Regions from separate parts of the Homo sapiens genome. Here region 1 is linked to region 2. Evidence: chromatin loops called from intact Hi-C (ENCODE). Cell type or tissue: GM12878. All regions are shown on one strand. Region 1 overlaps AUTS2 (activator of transcription and developmental regulator AUTS2). Region 2 overlaps AUTS2 (activator of transcription and developmental regulator AUTS2).

The links. Hi-C counts contacts between places; a loop is a spot of excess contacts. Peaks named below come from ENCODE experiments on the same cell type or tissue, not always from the same donor. Only the 100,000 strongest peaks of a DNase experiment are listed, where the experiment ranks them.
Region 1: a loop joins it to region 2, with 3 times the contacts of the local background. A loop is called at or near these places in 4 of 110 quality-filtered maps.

What each region holds. Positions count from the first base shown.
Region 1 is chr7:70,715,452-70,717,951 of GRCh38, reverse strand. The region is part of intron 6 of AUTS2 (activator of transcription and developmental regulator AUTS2); the gene reads right to left. Among named protein-coding and RNA genes, the nearest start is that of GALNT17, 420 kb to the left of the region's middle. RefSeq lists an enhancer at 1,402-1,561. In GM12878, a CTCF peak has its summit at 1,370; no DNase peak of the experiment used is centred here; H3K4me3 peaks cover 260 bases; H3K27ac peaks cover 625 bases.
Region 2 is chr7:70,774,297-70,776,796 of GRCh38, reverse strand. It overlaps AUTS2 (activator of transcription and developmental regulator AUTS2), which reads right to left. Exons shown (of 19, transcript NM_015570.4): 13 at 1,411-1,440. Among named protein-coding and RNA genes, the nearest start is that of GALNT17, 360 kb to the left of the region's middle. In GM12878, a CTCF peak has its summit at 1,023; a DNase peak (open chromatin) is centred at 1,038; H3K27ac peaks cover 1,391 bases.

The DNA.
Region 1 (2,500 bases), 59 kb after region 2:
AAGAAATGACATGGCTGGATGTTCACTGTGGTTGGCAGGTGGCGCTGGGTGTAACAGAGCACTCGGGAAGTGAGTGGTGAGGATGCCTTTAAAATAATTGCATTTCAGGTTCAAAAACCTCTGTGTAGCATTTTTTAAAGAGAAAAAGTGGCTTAACAGTGATACTCTGCCAAAAAAGGCAGCACCGCCCCTGAGGCTGACTGGCACCCAGAGCCAAAGATCAGCAACGGACAAGAAGAGGCTGGCGAGGGCTTGAGGTGCTTCAAAGAGGAAGCTACACAGATAGTGGATAAATAGCAGGGATTTCTTGTACTTTTGCCACCAGAAAACTCATAGTGGGTTGGCCTATCTATCACGCTTTTTAAAGAACAGGCAAAAAAGGATTAACTAGGGACAAGTGCTCTTCCACCCACCCCTCAGGAGATCAATTTCCTCTCCCTGACACATATAAATACACACATCCTCGAAGGGTGAGTTAGAAAGTGCACCAGGAGCTCGATGCTTTGGGAGGCAGGGGTGAGAGGATTAATCGCCTGAGGCCAGGAGTTCCAGACCAGCCTGTGCAACACAGCAAGACCCCATCTCTACAAAAATATTTAAAAAGTTAGCCGGGTATGGTGGTACAGGCCTGTAGTTCCAGCTACTTCGGAGGCTGGGATAGGAGGATCACTTGAGGCCAGGAGTTCCAGACTAGCCTGGGCAACATAGCAAGACGGTGTCTCCATAGAAAATTAAAAAATTAGCCAGGTGTGGTGGCACGCACGTATATATGCACCTATATAGTCTTAGCTACTCGCAAGGCTGGGGCAGGAGGATCACTTGAGCCCAGGAGTTCAAGGCTGCAGTAAGCTATGACCGTGCCACTGCACCACAGTCTGGGTGACAGAGTGAGACCCAGTGTCTAAATAAATAAAAGTGTCAAGGCTTAAACAGTAATAAAAAAAAAAAAAAAAAAAATAACTCCACTGAGATTTCCAGCCATAACTACTATCACTTGAAATGCCTTTACAGTTTTTCCAGTTTGATGTTTATTGATTAGACATATACCCAATTCTATAAATCTCATTTTGTGGGAGGTTACGTCTTAGTATCACATGAAATCTCCCATAAAACGAAGTAACCGAATACATCTAACACACACTGACAGCCTGCCGCCCATGGTGCTATACTGAACCTCTCCTCAAGTTTTCCCAGGCTGGAATTGCATCACCAGGATCTTCCACCCCAGACATACTTCAAACAGGTCAGGCTGGATGAGAAGCTGTGTTGTGAACAAGAGACTTCCCTTTTTTTTTTTTTTTTTTTTTTTTTTTTTGAGACGGAGTCTCGCTCTGTCACCCAGGTTGGAGTGCAGTGGCGCCATCTAGGCTCACTGCAAGCTCTGCCTCCCGGCCGGGTTCACGCCATTCTCCTGCCTCAGCTTCCCGAGTAGCTGGGACTACAGGCGCCTGCCACCACATCCGGCTAATTTTTTGTATATTTAGTAGAGATGGGGTTTCACTGTGTTAGCCAGGATGGTCTCAATCTCCTGACCTCGTGATCCACCCGCCTCAGCCTCCCAAAGTGCTGGGATTACAGGCATGAGCCACTGTGCCCGGCCTTTAACAAGAGACATTTTTAAATTCACCAAACTGAAGCCCCCGATCCTCTTTATGCTGGGCTGGTATAAGAGAAAGGGCAAAGAACAGGAGATGGCAAGAACTCACTGTCACTTACCAGTCACCAGTGTTCTCACAGGTAATAGACGGACCTGGCTAGGCTACTGTATGAATCAAATAAATCAGCAGGTGCCCTGGCACACTGTAGGCACTCAATATACGTGGGCAGCCTCCCACTCCTTTCCTGAAAAGTACCCAGTTGGGATCATCAGATTTTCGATTAATTCCAAATGGGTTGATCAGACCAAACACGATTCAGGTTTTTGCCTACTTTCTTGAATCAAGTCACTTAAGATTCTCAGGATATAACCTAAATTCCAAAGTTTGAAATCACTTTTAGGATATTATATTTTAATTCATTTTAATTCAAAGCACCCTGTGGGTCACCATGGGTAGGATAGGGGTAGAATTCAGAGAAAAGGGGAAGAGGACATCTACAACTTCAATAAAAGACAGGCAGGCAGTGGGCATGGTGGCTCATGCCTGTAAATCCCAGCACTTTGGGAGGACAGGGCAGGTGGATGGCTTGAGGTCAGGGGTTGGAGACCAGCCTGGCTAACATGGTGAAACCTCATCTCTACTAAAAATACAAAAATTAGCTGGGTGTGGTGGCATGCGCCTGTAATCCCAGCTACTTGGGAGGCCAAGGCAGGAGAATCACTAGAGTCCAGGAGGCGAAGGTTGCAGTGAGCTGAGATCATGCCACTGCTACAGGCTGGGTGACAGAGTGAGACACCATCTTAAAAAAAAAGAAAAGAAAAGAAAAGAAAAGAAAAGAAAAGAAAAAAAGACAGGCAGGATGCAGGAAGTGCCACAGGAAAGGTTCAAACCTTGGGAAGGTA
Region 2 (2,500 bases):
TTTCTGCTGCCAGCTGGCAGACCTGGTAGAGTGGGAAGCCCTACTTAACAAATGTTGCCATGCTATAATGCAAATCAGCTGTTCAGAAGAGCTCATTAGTGAATGTCTGTGAGTCAAATCAAAATAAGAGAGGGTACAGAACCTGTCCTAACCTCCCCCAAGACCGTGGTGGTTTTTATTTTAACCCCCAAAGTGGTACAAAGAAATTCACATTTTGATTGAAGCCCAGTTACCGTAAATGCTAAGAGTCAACTACCCATTCGTGTTGGTGGGCGCTGTTCCTAAGTTTAAAGAAAGAAACAAAGAGAAGAATATTCCTTCCTTCCTGTTCTCTATCTAGGCCTCTGCAGATCTCAAGTCCATCCTCCACCCTCTGGGGTTGAATTTGAATCCACATCTCCCCAATTATTTCATGTCTTGCTTTATAAGGAGTGGAGTGCTGTGAGTGTATTCTCTTCTACCAGTCAGCGGGCAGGGACCACCTTTTCACTTCATTTCTGCTAAGTAATCTACCCATAAGCTCGGCGTGCGCGCTCAGTGACTACTGGACAGATGAGAAGAAAACACAGCCTCATTCTACATCGGCGAAGAACAGAAGCTTCTGGTTTCTACAGTATGGAGTTAGTTCCGAAAATATATACTTAAATGCAAGTCTGGGTCAGTTCTCTTCTCTTGCAATGAAATTATGGGTAGTTTGAAATCACAAATAATATACTGCCTCACCTAAGTGATGACACAATTCTCCTTTTTCCCCTGGAGAAATCAAATTATCTGATTATGTGCCCTAGAAATGAGTTATGCATAGCAAGAAATCTGCTGTCCATCCATCTTCTGTCCAACAATTCATCATGTCTGTCTTACCCCCAACCACCAGGATTCATTTAGAGGTCATCACACTGGCCAGTCTCCAGACCTCGAGAACAATTTGCTTTAAGCAAGATGTTAACAAACCAGATGCTTATAGTACCTCCTTCCTGCACCTTAAAAGGAGGTCAAACGGCTATGGCAAGTCAATGTCACTTACTACAGAAAGAGGGAGCCACCAGCCAAAATAAATGGACCCAGCTACATATTTTCTAAGTGCAAGAGAGACTAACTTCAGCCTATAGCTTCAGTCTTTCCCCTTAAGTTCCAACTAGTCAAACCTTTTACCAGAACTGCTAACAAGAGATCGGACTCGTTGACTTTTCTCTGTTGTAGAGATAAAAAAAAAAAGCCAATGGCCTCCAACGGTCAAAGCAAAACAGTTTAGGCCATTTTCAATCACACTATCTGAAAAACCCAATCACCGTCATTCCAATGTCTTATTCCAACATTTCTATGGCTTATTTCCTTGTAATAGACTTGTATTTTTAACCCACAGGGAGTCAAATAGAGGTTGCAAAACAGTTCTATAAGAAGCTTTCTTACCCTTAACATAGGTCTGAAAGGATCTGTCAACTGTGAAGAGAAAATGACAACTTGGTTACATGCCTGTCACTCAAACAATTGCTCTAATTAACAAATTTGTAGTGCTTCATTAGGAGGGGAAATTAAAATGTTAGAATTTTACTTTTAAATGAAGCCCTTTTAGAGAATAATTAACCCATTTTCACACTATCAAAAGTGCCAAGTGTCCCCTCCCCCACTTCACAAGCCTTGGTACATCTACGCTGACAAGCCCCTGTACAAGTTTAATCAATAGCAATGTGCCCTCTGGCAACATGATTTGCTCACATCACACACCAGGAGTTTCACTGTTTTGAGCTCCAAACCACACCGGGTAGGTCTGAGGGAGAATGGCCTTCAGACCCCTGGCTTTTAAAGCTGTCTACTAACTGGTATCTGGGGAGAGGTGTCCTTTCCATCCATCCAGGAGAATTAGGCTCTCTTTACCAATACCCTTACATTGATGACTTTACATTATTTATAGCTATTAGACATTTTCCAGAAGTTCACTATACATCATGACATACTTACATAGTTGAGTCATTTTAAACTTCTATCTAACTCTGGTTATCAATTTCTGACTGCCCTTATGTAGGTAAAAAGACAATATTGTTAAAGATTTTTTCATATTTCGTATAAAGATGACTACAAATAACAATGAGGCAAGATTGTATCTATCGTATAACTTCAGATTCCTTTTTTGGAAGCAGGCAGTGGTAATAAATTATGAATAAACAACATAACCAAAGCATAATGGATATTTTATTTAGCTCTAGAGTACAAAAGGATCCCTAGCACATTAAAAATAGAGGGCCAAAGAGCCGTGCAGTACAATAACTTCCTGACCCCAGGCAAGCGGGGGGATGTGTGTAGCCTGACTTCCAGGAAGAAAAGCGCCTTAGTGCTTTTCCATTCAAAACATTCTGTAGCTACTTCATTTGTGTAAGACAATTTAAGGAGATACAGACAGAGAAGATTGGTTAAGTAAAAACTATACAAGCTGACACTGTCCAATTTCTGGGCTCAGACCGTAACTCATTCCTCTTTTCTCCCATCGGCAAGTCGGTCTCTT